Regions from separate parts of the Homo sapiens genome. Here region 2 is linked to region 1. Evidence: chromatin loops called from intact Hi-C (ENCODE). Cell type or tissue: prostate gland. All regions are shown on one strand. Each heading gives the region's core, and the rest is flanking DNA. Links, peaks and the distances in the headings are about the cores only. Region 1 has its middle 260 kb from the start of ZMIZ1-AS1. Region 2 overlaps ZMIZ1 (zinc finger MIZ-type containing 1).

Region 1 (6,425 bases), core at 684-5,683:
GGAATGCCAGAGCTGCTGGGAGTGGGGGAGTGGGAAGGCAGCTTTGAAGTCTTCCCTCATGCTGAGCTGCAGAAAGCTGGCTTGTTGTCTTATGCAGAGAGCAGTTGAGGATATCAAAGGGAAGATGGGATGTTAAATTTTGAGTGATCAATGTTTAATAGTCTGGGTTGTAAACTGTCATGAGGATGCTCTAGGAGGGGAGCTGTGTGAATTGCAGGGTTTGCCATGTGATGGCTGGAGAGGATCAACCCTCTGGAGGTGCCACGCATCAGCAGGGAGGACAAATGGAGAGTGACGGAGGGTGGATCCACACCCACCAACTGGCCACTCACTGTGGGGACTTGAAGAAAGCATGGACACAATTAGGAAAGAAAGGGTGAGGACATGACCTCCTCTGCCCCAGGAGTGATCCTCCATGCACTGGTTCATCCTTTCAGCCGGATGCTTTAAGTGTAACCCCGTGCCCAAACCAGCTAGGTCAGGGGCAGGGCGGTCCCCAGGGGCCAAAAGAACCTGAGCACTTGCCAGTGAACATCTGTTTGGTTGTTTACTAAAACTTATCTGGAAAATTCCAGCCTTGCCACAACAAGGCATGGAGGGGAAAGGTAGGAGGCAGTGTGGGTCCAAGGGGAGGGTGATGCTGGGATGGACTGGGACCTGGAGAGGTGGCACTGGTGTCCCTCTCTTTTCTGGATGTCCTAACATCCAGTGGGCTCTGCCGTTTACTCAGAAAGGAGGAGAAGGGAGGAGAAGGTGGGGAGGTGAAGCCCCTTGCCTGTGATCACCCGGCTGCAGCAGATCAGGTCTTCTCAGGGCCAGGCACTCTGTCCCTACCCTTGCAGGCTGCCTCTGCAGCAGAGAATGCAAGATTGTGGGTCCCAGCTCCAGCTCTGTTGCCTTTGCAGCTCACACGTTCTCATCAGTACAGGCCGTATGGCCCAGACATGGCAGTGAGTAGGGAGGAGCTCTTCCTAAAAGCTTTCTTGGCCAGAGAGCAAAAGACAGGCTGAGCGTCCCTGACGGCTGCCTTCTTCTGTACCCAAATTTGAGCATCACAAGAGGATCAGGAAAGTCTTAGAATGGTCTCTTGGGGAGGTCCACCTGAGCCCAGGAATATGGGGGAGCCACAGGCACAAGGGCAAACCCCAGAATACCAGCTCCCTGGGCCAGGCCAGGCAGGGACTGCTGGACCCCACATGGGCGCCTGCCGTCTCCTCAGCAAAAGGCAATTTCACGACTCTCTGGGAGAGAAAAGATTTTATTTACTTCTTTTCAAAAGCTTCAGAATTCTTCCTGAACATCAAATAACTCCTGGCAAACACATCCTGATGAGTAACATGGAGTGAAATAGAACCAGATGGGCAGGCTCACTCCGGGCGTTGTGCTGGAGGAGGAAGGGCGAGTCCCACTTGGAGAGAGGCTGGGCTCCAGGCCGCAGGAAGCGCGTGGGGAGGGGGCACAGCCGTTCAGGCAGAGAGGGGCGAGTCCCCAGGACCCTGCCAGGAGACAGAGCCACTCCGCCTGCCATCTGGCTTTCTTGGGAGGAGAACAGAGGAGGGGCCTGGGGCAGCCAGTTGTACCCTGGGGTGAGGATTAAGCTGAGACTGGCAGGATGGCCACGGGGCCCTGCTGCGGGGGCTTGGGTCCTGTGGTGGGCAGTGAGGACACTGGGTGTTTTGTAGAGTCCCAGGAGACCCTCCTGGGGTAGACTCAGCTAGCTAGCTCCACAATAGCTGCTCCCCTTTTCTTTCTTACAAATGGAACCCTTGAATTTGTTCAAATCAGCAGAAGTGCTGCATGTCCCACCTCCCTGTCAACCAGGGGAGACCCTGTGACAGACCTGGCCAACCAGAAGCATGAGTTTCTGGAGGGCATGACTGGAAAGCTTTGCCCTTCTCCTTTAGCCGCTGCTCTTTCCCCTGCCCTGTGTCTGACCTCCAGACATGAGCGTGAGGCTGCAGGGGGATCTGCCATCTTCATCTTGAGCTGTGAGATAACCAAAGACGGCGGAAGAGCAGGAAGCAGCCCGGGCCCCCATGGCTTCATGGAGCCCCCACACTGTCCTTGGACCTTCATCACTGTTAGATGAAGCAGCTGTTCTTTGGATCCTCCATGACACATGGTCGAAGGCGATCCCTACGCCAAGATCGGTGGCCCCTCCGTTTAGAGCCTCCTGGCCTTTGCTCATCTCCTCCTCCCCTCCTGGGGCTCTCCTTCCTCTCCTCGCCCCCTTTCCAGTTGCCAAGGCTGGGCTCCAAGGCCTTCTTCTGCCAGAGGCTGCATCCCTGCCACCACTGCTGGCCTCAGGCCATCCCCTCATCCCCTTTCTAAGTCTACCTGAAATCTCCAGCCCTGATGTTCTGCCCCGCTACCCACAGGCCTGCCACGCCAATTTCCTGTCTTTTCAGGATCAACTTGTTAGGATCCAAAGTGTTAACTCCCTAGTTTGCCTGGGACTGAGGGGTCTTGACACAGGACTATCTGGGTTTGCAACACTGGGCCCACTGCCTGTCCCTGTCTGTCCACTGACCTGGTACCAGCACCAGACTCGGGCCCCTAGAAGGCTGTCATCATTACACCCCCAGTGCCTGACTGTTTATGTATATATATGTAGCTGGCAGTCAGTTTGTTGAATGAATGAATGAATGAATCTGTTTCCTCCAAGCAGAGCATACATTCTATTTGTTTTAAATAATAGTTAAACAAGGATAGTCTACATTTGTCATGTTTTGCAAGTCCCACCTCCACAACCCCTCACTAACAACAGCCTGATTTCCTTTCAGAATTTGCCTCTTTCCCATTGTGTGTGTTCTTGGTAGAGGAGGATTCTAGGCTCCTGCCTCCCATTACAAAAGCCAAAAGGCCAAATCCAGCTCCCCACGTCTCCTGGTCCTCCCCAGGGAGCAGGCACGTGCCCCAACCTCTTTTCTGAGAGTTTGCATCTGGAGGGAGGGATGCAGGGTGTCGGACAGGCTTCTTGGTTACCAGCAACAGAATCCAACTTGGTCAGGATTGAAGCAGAAAGGAGAATGTGTTCCAAAGGAGGTGAGGTAGCTCACAGATTCACAGGGAAGGCTGGGAACCAGGCTCAGAAACAGGCAGCATCAAGGCAGTCCGGGCCATAGTCAGGATCCCAGCCAAAGTGTCCTTAGGAAGCCAGCCCCACGTGAACATCGCTGCCCAGGCTGCCACAGCTTGCTCCAGATGCCAGGCACAGACACTGCTATTCTGAACAGCACTGCCCCTGGAAGTGGACACGGCTGCTATGATTGTTGCCCCAGCCTCCTACCACCAGCATAGATGTGTCTTGCCCTGTTCCATGCCATTGCTTCCTCCAGTCACCAACCTGGGCACATGCCTTTGCATGGACTCAAAGGGCATGGGAACTATGCAGATTTGCAGCCCAGTCCATGGTGGGAGGCTGACTCTGCCACTCCCCAACCCCAACACTTTTAAGGTAGGGGATTTATCAAGCCTAGAAAGAAGGGGTCATCCGATGACAGACAACCAGAAAGAATGACAGAAGCCACTAGACCCGGAGACAGAGGACAAGGTTGGAGGGCGTTTGTCTCAGCCTTGGCAGCATGCGGACCAGATGTTTCCCACTACAAGGTGGTGGCTGTGGCTCCTAATCCAGGCCCTTGGCAGAGGCCTGGGCTCCCGCCTTCCCCAAGCCTGCTTCTCTGGGCTCCTGTCACTTCTGTGAGCTCCCGACATCCTGCCAATAAATTCCTTTTTGCTTAAGTTAACCAGTGTTAGTGTCTGCTGGCTGAAACCAAGCAACGCTAAGTGAAACCACATGTAAACACGAGTACATGCTGCTTGTAAAACACTAAGACAGTCCTGATAAGGCTGCAGGCCTCCTGACACCACCCCTTCCAACATTCTTTCCAAAAGAAACCACTGGTATAAGCTGGATGTGTGTGTCTCAGAACTGACTTGTGCTTCTATCCCAAGTATGGAGCCCTAGTAGATTTTACCTAGAAACAATATTCTACTTCATTGAACCTAAGATGCCTTCCATTGTAAGTTGTGCCACTATTTTATGTGCTACCAGGAAGGAAAAATAGTTGCCGACTAAACAATGACCCAACATTAAGAGCTGTCAATTGCTGGTTTAAGATGTGAAAAAATGTGTGTATATTAAAACAGATGAAATATGGTCACAGTAACAACTGTTTCACCCTTACCATGGGCCAGGCACTTTCACTAGTATTTTGCTCATGTTAACTCAGTTAATCATTTAATATGCTCAATAATTCCTTGAGGTTGAAATATAATTATCCATATTTTACAGATGAGCAAACTGAGGTACAGTTACATTCAGTTGCCTGCTCAAAGTTACAAATCTAGCAAGTGGCAGAGCTACAAGTCAAAGAAATTCTGGATTTTAGAGCTTTCTCTCTTAACTACCAGTGTTATAGTGTCTGTGTGTGAGCGCAAGTATGTGCTTGTGTGTATGTATACATATGTACATGTATATGTGCACAAGATTACAGAATTGTACATTTTTTCACTTAAGAAGTATTATGCTGTATGTATCACTCTGCCCCTTGCTTTGTTAATCCAATAGGCTCTTGCATAAACATCGTCCCATTCTTTCTAGCTGCTGAAGTATACTCTTACCATAAAGTCTCTAGCCATTCTCCTACTCGTGGTCACTAAGGTTGTTTCCATTTCTGACACTTATACCAGCAAGGCTGCAGTACACACCCTTAAACAGGCCTCCATGAGCCCATGCATAAGTGTTTCTCTTAGCTAAATAGAGAAAAGTGGAACTGCCACATCATAAGGTATGTGCATTTTGAATTTTAATGGATAAACCAGCCCCTCATCCCATCAAAGCTACCACAATGATTTGCACCCCACCAGCAACTAACTTGGGCACATGTGTGTGATTTGTATCCCAGACTCCTCCTCACCAAATCCGAGGGCTGTCCAAGACCTCATCCTCCACAGCAACTGTGAGGCTTTCAATTTGCCTGACCTGCTCCCCACCCTGGAAGTTCCTCCTCCCTTGGCATCTAGGAAAATCCACATTGTTGGGGCTGCCACTACACAACTTCTTGTCTCAGTCACTCACTCCTCACTCTGTCCAGCTGTGTTGCAGAGGGGACTTTCTCAAGAGGAGTGGCATGTGATATTAAGAAGCATTCTGAGGTGACAAGAAAGGGCCTCCACTGTCACATAGGTCTGGCAGACACTGGGAAAAGCAAAGCTGTTTCAGGACTTCTTAGGGCCTTTATTGAGTGAGCTACTGTGTGATTGCAATCTCCAGAGAAGGCAGGAGGAGCCACAGAGGAGTAACTCCTACTGGTTCCACACAGTGGGCGTGTGTGCTGAGCCAGACAGGGATGCAAGCAACTCAGGGCCATCCTCCCCTTCCTGCCCTCCACTGAGGCCAGGTCCCCAGACCCTTTCCTCTCCCCATGTCTGCCTGCACCATGACCCACTCTCCACAATCTTCCTGGGCAAGGCAGAGGAAAGAAAGCTGGCCAGGAGCCAGGAGGCCTGACCACACCTTTGAAGTTTAAGGTCTTGAGTCAGTTACCTAACTTCTCTATGCGTCAGTTTCCTTGCCTGTAAAATGAGGAAAATACAGTACCTACCTAGGATACTATGTGCAGTATAAAAGCATTAATACACAGAGCATGCAGAATAGCACTTTGTGTGGAGTGAGACCCTAGCATGCCTTTGCTGCAGGAAGGCAGTAGCACTGGGTTCCAGTTTTGGCTCCATTGCCCACTTCTGTGTGACCTTGACTCCATGACTGCCTTCCTCTGGACCTCTGTTGCCTCATTTTATAACAGGGGCAGCTGGGCCAAATTTGAGGATTGAAAGAGTTCCTGCCTTCAAGGGCTCCTAGCCTGTGTCTCAGTCAACCTTGGCTTTCCCAGAGCTCAACACGGACATGACCATGGGGCCCATGCTCAGTGACTGTGGGGTGGGCTGGATTGAACAAAGTGGTCCCTGCAAGATATGGGAGGGGGCGCACTGACTAAATGAATCAACAGGACAGCCAACAGCCCTGGGACAGTCTCCAAGGCAGGATGCTGGGGGAGGCAGGAGCCAGACGAGACAAACACTCGAGGGTGTTATCAGACCATTAGGAACCTGGAAGAGGTGGGAAGTACTCAGGAAAGGTTTCCCAAAGAGGGAGGGACTCGAGATCAGCCAGGAATGATGAGTATGATTTTGCTTAGCTCCAGGGAATAAAATTAGGTACTGCAAGAGCAATTTTCACAGAACAGTCTCCAAGCGGAGAGAGCAGGGCTGGGGTGAAGGCTTGGTGGTGAAAATTCAGGCATCTGTGCAGATGTCTGGGGCACTTCCCTCCGCTTGGGTGTGAGGCAGACACAGCTACCCTGCCCAGCCTGTGCAGAGATTAGATCTATCCCCTCGCAAACAAAGCCAGGGTCTCCCAC
Region 2 (6,425 bases), core at 981-5,980, 380 kb after region 1:
GGCAGGAGCAACCCCAGCACCTCCTTGGGGCGGAGGCATCCCAGGGGCTTGAGCAGCCACCTGCCCACCGGCTGCAACCAGACCCCAGAGGCACTTTCTCAAGGTTCCTAGGCCCTCCCAGGGAGCCGGGGTGAAGCCCAGGCATCATTGTGCTTATAGCTCCCCAAACCCCAAACCGTGGGCAGTGCTCACCTTGCTGTCCTCTAGGCCCTGGCTGTCCAGGTCACACCCCTTTGTGACCCCCTCTGGGCCTCATCCTGCCTCAGGCCAGCCTCAGGCCAGCCCTGGGACCTTGAGCCCATCCCTCCCTGCTCTTCTCTCTCATCCTTCCTCTACCCACAACCCACAGTCCCCATGGCATTTGTCCCCGTCATTGACCTCCCCTGACTTGGCGGCTGCATGTCCCGGCCCGCCTCCCAGCCACCACCACCACAGCCACCGCCCGGCTCCCCACCGGCAGCTGAGGGCGGCTGCTGGACAAGGCTGTCATTTTCCCTGCTGGGGATTACAGGTTTGGGGCTGCAGGAGTCTGAACTGGAGGAGGAGGAGGAGCCAGGACTCACCCAGTGCCAAGCTGGAGAGAGACAAGAGACACCTCACAGGAAGGATGGGCTGGTCCCTGGTTCTGTTTGGGCTGGGATGGGGAATTCAGTCACCTGACATTACCAGAACTGTGTGTGTGTATGTGCACATGCGTGTGTGCATGCATGGACGCACCTCTCCCGAGGGGCAAGGGCTATGTCCTGCTCATGCAATTTAATCCGCCCAAGCTCATTTTTCAGATGAAAAAGACAAAACTCAGAAAGGGCAGGGGACTGGCCTAGGTCACACAGCAGTTTAGAGGACAGCCAAGTCTGGGCTGCCTGGCTGCCTCCAGCTGCTGCCTGATGCACCCACCTCCTTCTTGCCCACCTCCAGGAGAAGGTGGGGGCCAGGAGTATCGACTGGGTGACTGCAGACCCCCGAGAGGGCCTGCTTCTCGAGAGAGCTCTGTGGGTGAGGTATGGGCTGGGTTTGGGGGGAGAGTGTCAGCTGGACTCAGAGTGCAGCAGCATTGGTTCTGGGTGTGCAGGAGCTAGGAATGTCTCCCAGGGGTCCACAACTATGAATACTGGGATGGGATTAAATACCAGCAAGGTGACCCCAGTGGATCCAAACCCCTCTGGGGGAAAGTGGGTAAGCGTATGTATGCCAGGGACAGGGCCTGAGAGCCCTAAGAGGCTTGAGGATTTGAAGAGGCCCAGGGTTGAAGAAAACACAGCGGAGTGGTTCCGAGCACAGCCTCTAGAATCAGACTGCCTGCCTTCCGAGGCCGAGCCCAGTCACTTGACTTCTCTGGGCCTTGTCTCCAGGGTCTCCATGGCGATTAAATGAAATAAATCTTGAACACTTAGTGCTGTCCGTGGTGTGTGCATGGTACGTATCCATTAGATGTACACTGTTTTCCTCCTCCTCGGGTCTGTAGGTGTTTCAAGGCCCTGCCCTTCACCATCTGAGCAGTGAGGGCTGGAGTAGGGCAGTTAGTATGGTGAGTCAGCCAGGAGGGTCCTGGAACTGTACTTGATGAGGCTCTCCCTGGACTGGGTCACTAAGGAGCCAGCATTTCTGATAAGCAGTACCAAGTCAACCTAGGTTGGCACCCAATCCCAGGAGTGGACTGGCCAGACTGCTGGCAGCCAGAGGGACCTGTCAGAGCTAACCCTTGGCCCCTTTCAGGCCCCATGGTGCAGGGAGCACAAGGGAGCCAAGGCTGGTGGGGAGGCCTGCCTGTTCTTGGGAATTCACGACGTGTCTGCCTGTCGCAAGTACCTCGATAAGGAAGATTTGTGGGTGAGATTTGCAATTCTGTTTTCTTGGAGGGTTATAAATCAGCTGCATGCACACCCGGGACGCAGCACAGGCCTGAGGCTCGTGCACGCGCACACACACACACACACACACACACGCACACACCCATGTGTGCAGAGACACAGTCCAGGTCCTGCTTGATATTCCCCAGTTCTCTAGGTTGATGAGCTCTATGAAGGGAAAAACTTGGGCCCCTAAACTGCTGCCTGCCCTAACAGGGTCCCAGAACCATCCAGAATGAAGGATGCAAGGCTGGGAGACGGTATCCCCATGGTTGGAGAAAGAGTGTGTTACATGGGTTACGAGCGTGAGCTCTGAAGTCTGCCTGGTTGGGTTCAAACATTGGCACTGTGAGTTACTAGCAATGCCCTTGGCTGTGTTGCTTTCAATGCTGTGTCTCAGTTTTCCCATCTGTGCAAAGGAGCTAATTATATCGTGTACTATGTGGGATGGTTGAAAGAATAAAACAAATCAATATTTGCAGAGTGCTTCAAGCAGGGCAGAGGACATAGTGAGTTCAGGAAGGCACGGCTGTTATCCTATCATCATCATCATCACCAGTTAAGGGCTGGGTTTTGGGGTCAGACCAGGGCTGGAATCCCAGCTGTGCCCCTTATTAGCTCTGTGAACTTGGACATACTCATGACACTCTCTTAGCCTCCAGTGCCTTCTCAATAAAAGGGACTATTCCTGTCTACTTCATAGGGTTGTTTAAAGGAGATGAAGGGTGCAATATCAGACCCTCAGGAAACGTCGGCCAGCGTTGCCTCGGTGCCTTGAGGTGGGATACTGGACAGGGCCTCTGGTTCAGAGCCTCCAGGTGGCTCTGCTCCGTGGCCTGTCTTCCTGTGGGAGGACAGTGTGCAGAATGTTTAGAAGAAAAGGGGAGGTTCTGGGGAGGTGAGCAGAGGGGAGGATTCCAGGAACCTCTGTCTTCCTTCCACCATCAGGGACAGAAAGCGCTGGCCAGAGTGGCTCTCCCTGCCCCTGCCTCTCCTTCCACCCCTCTCCCGATGTGCACACACAGCATTGTGAGCTGTGAGCGTGAGAATAGGCCTTGGAGACTGGCAGGTGTGACTCATGGCTCTGCCATGCACTTACTGCGTGGCCTTGGGCAGGTCACTTAACCCCTCAATTCCCTCTATTGAGGGATAATTGTGCCTGCCCCACCTGGCAGCTGGAGAACTAATTAAATGAGATAATGTGTGTGGAGCACTTAGCACAGCTCCCAGAGGCGCCCGGATAAGTGCCCTGCAAATGCAATCACCCGCCCCCTCTCTGCCTCCTCTCCTCCCTCTGATCCTCACTCACCTCTCTCTGCCTTCCCACACCTGATCCATGGACTGTGTCTTTCCAGGCCAGACCTTTCAATCTTTCTCTCTGGGAAGATGGGCTCTATGTCTAGGAGATGCCAATGGAGCCGTGTGAGCGAGTGTGAATGGAGGGAGAGATGAGTTTAGAAATCCCAGCCTGCTCTTCTGATCCAGTTCCCCTGTGCCAGCCGCACAAGGGCCAAAGTGTGCTCTGCATGAAGCCTGGCCTTTGCTGATCCATTGCTGCCCGTCCCCGAGTCTTTACTGCCTCCTCAGGGTCCTCAGCTGCTGTCAGATGAAGGCTTGCTTCCAAGCAGTTCCTGGATTTTTACCTGCTCAGCCATAAAGCCCTGCAAAGTGATGAATCTAGGGATGAGTAGCTGCTTGCACAAGTGCAGGCAGGAGAGACGGGGACCAGAGCCCATATTTTTGCAGAGCCAACATTTTTGCACCTCTCCTACCCACCTCACTGCCCAGGCGAGCAGGACGGTGAAGCCTTGGCTGTGGATAATTGTCGGGAGCATCCCAGGCCAAGCCTTGGTCTCCCATCAGAACTTTGGAGGCTGGACTTCTCTGTTGCCAGGGAAACCGGTGTGTTCCCAGGAAAGGAAACCACAGCACTTTAGCTGTTAAGACGCCCCCCTCCCCCCGAAATGAGTTCCCTCCAAAACGGATTCGCCCCAAAATTGTTGAGTCGGCAGCATCCTGCCTTCTCCCTGAGCCTGCTGAAACGATAGAAAATGCAATCTGCCCCTGACCTTGTGCTTTTCACCTCTTTTTAAAACATTCCACTGTAGCACAAGGACATGTTTTGTTTTTTCTTATTTATCCTCCTCCCATGCCAGCTGGGGCTCCAAGTCCTTCTCTCCAATTGTTGACTGGAGCCAGAAGGGAAAGGACTTCTACATCTTTTTTTTTTTCCTTGTTCAGCTGTCAGCAGAAATAAAACAAGCAGGTTTATATTTGGAAAGCAGAGGGTCTCAGCCACCAGATCGCTATGTCCGGGGTAGGTCACAGCCTTTGTATCTTCTCCTCCCTCAACAGTGGCTTGAAATTTGATCCACAGATTTGCAGAGTTGAGAGTGAAGGGAGGGTTTTTGGAGCAGGCCTGTCTTTACTCACTTTGACTTTTAAATGCCATTGGAGGATTGTGGATGAATCTTCAGTTGCTGACAACACTGGACCTTGGAAGAGATGGTTTTAGAAAAGAATCCCCCTGGAATAACCCTGGAGCAGTCAAGGTTTGGGCAGCATCTGGAGTGTCTGTGTCCATTCCTGTCCATCATCTGCTCCCTGTACAGGGAGGCTGGAACTCTCACCTGGTTCAGGAGGTTTCGAGGCTGTCTAAGGAGTAGCGAGGAGTCCCAGCCAGGCCCGATGACCCCAAGAGTTACTGTTAGGAGACAAAACCAAACAGGAAAGAAGGAAGAGAGAAATGTGGCCAGTGTTCACTTTCAGGTCCCTGGATGTTTTTGAGGGCACTGTAGAGGAGGGAAAGGGTGTGAAGAGACTTGGGTCCAAATACCAGACACACACCCACCACCCACGCCCTTTGGGCCTGGGTCTTCCCATCTGAACAACTGCCTGGCCCTGGATCCTGTCCAAGCCCTCCCCTGGTCTGTCCCATGGTCTGTGCTCTCAGGGTCACTTTGGGTGATCTAAGCAGTTAATTTTTTACCTCGAAGTGACTCTCTGTTCCGTAAGTAATTTTAAACAAATTCTCTTCCTGTCCTTGCACTTCCACAGGAGAAAAACATGACCCACCGGGGTTTTTCACCGGCCCCCACAGACTGGCGTGTCCCAGGCTGTGTGCCTGCTAGAAGCCCTGGGCAGGAAGGGGCTTGGTGGGGCCTCCAGTGTTTTTTAGCCCCATTTGGGATTTCCAGCGGGTCTTTCTTGTTGATTCCCGAAATCCTGTCAGATCTTGCTATTAGCATGAGGCTCTCAGAGTATAAACTAATGAATTACAGCATGATTACACAGCACATAATTAACTTTGTAATTAATATGCAACTGCCACTTAAGCTAAAACACTGCTTATAGAGACGTACAGCAATAGTAAATCACAGGTCAGAAGTAGCACTTTGGAATTTTCAAAAGAATGAGCGTGAGCAGGGAATCACTTAAGGCAGCAGAGTGAGTTAATTAAAAAGCAGATGAATGGTGAGAGTCCTGCTTCATTTCAATACCTTCTCCCTTAAGAAGGACCCCGTGCCACCCGCCAGGCTGACTGGTCAAAGGGGCACTGAGCATGTGGTTTTATTTCCAAAATAAGACGGGCTTTCCCTGCCCACTCTCTTAACCATCTGCCCAGCCACACTGCCCCTGCTGGAGGCCATGCCCCCTTGGCCCTTGGCACCTGGCTCCACCTCTCCTCCTCCAGGAAGCCTGTGGGGTGATCCCCAGCCTGGCCTCTGCAGTCTAGCCCTCTGGTAGGCACTCCCAGCAGGTAGGTTGGTACTGTTTGTCTGCCTTCACCTGGATTTTAGGCTTCTGGAAATCAGTGATGTCATCTTACTCTTTTTGTTTAATCCTTTCTTCCCCAGCCTCCTGCAAGAGTGTTAAAGCTAGAAGATGCCTTAGGAATCATCTCACCCCGTCCCCACTTCATCAAGGCCATGGAGTCCAGGGTCTGAGCGCTGTAGTCACACCACAATATGGCCTGGGCCAAGCAGAAATTCCCTCTCCCATGCCTGGCTCTAGCCCGGCGGACACTGCCAGTATAGCTGCGTGATTAGGCTGGAACCTTTGAAATGAGCTAAAGCCAAGTTCCGGTCCCAGCAACCTCACTGCCCAGCTGTGTGACCTTGGGCGAGTTGTGTAACCTCTCTGGGCCTCAGGTTCCTCTTCTGTGAAGTCTGAGCTGTGGTGCCCACTTTGCTGGGCTGGAGTGAGAATTCGATGGGATGATGTATGCAAAGGGGCCTGGTGCAGCGAGTGGGCTCCCGGAAAGCTCAGCACCCCAGCCATCCTCAGAGGTTTGGGGTACAGGGAGAAATGAGTGACATCTTGATCAGCCCCTTCCTTCTGGGGCTGAGGAAATGGGCACAGAGAGGTGAGCCATGTGTCCACAGTGCAGTATGCATGCTGGCATGCTTGGGACCCCCAGGCCAGGATCCTCCTGAGGACACACCTTGTGTCCTGTGTCCCTCCCAGGCTGAGCACAGGCGGTGCAGAGCTGACCCAGGGCAGCGCCTGGAGAATGAATGAACCCAAGGGCCTCCCTCTGGGCAGCCGGAACCCGCGCAGTCTGCCACTCAGCTT

The links. A loop is a pair of places that touch in the nucleus more often than their neighbours do. Peaks named below come from ENCODE experiments on the same cell type or tissue, not always from the same donor. Only the 100,000 strongest peaks of a DNase experiment are listed, where the experiment ranks them.
Region 2: it touches region 1 in a loop (2.2-fold over the local background); 4 of 110 quality-filtered maps call a loop at or near these places.

What each region holds. Positions count from the first base shown.
Region 1 is chr10:78,801,637-78,808,061 of GRCh38, forward strand. No RefSeq gene overlaps it. Among named protein-coding and RNA genes, the nearest start is that of ZMIZ1-AS1, 260 kb to the right of the region's middle. RefSeq lists an enhancer at 1-370. In prostate gland, for the core only: no CTCF peak of the experiment used is centred there; DNase peaks (open chromatin) are centred at 1,375, 3,175 and 3,755; H3K27ac peaks cover 4,616 bases.
Region 2 is chr10:79,181,439-79,187,863 of GRCh38, forward strand. All of the region lies in intron 4 of ZMIZ1 (zinc finger MIZ-type containing 1), which reads left to right. Among named protein-coding and RNA genes, the nearest start is that of ZMIZ1, 120 kb to the left of the region's middle. RefSeq lists enhancers at 86-702, 2,228-3,427, 3,627-4,386, 6,084-6,425. In prostate gland, for the core only: no CTCF peak of the experiment used is centred there; no DNase peak of the experiment used is centred there; H3K27ac peaks cover 2,148 bases.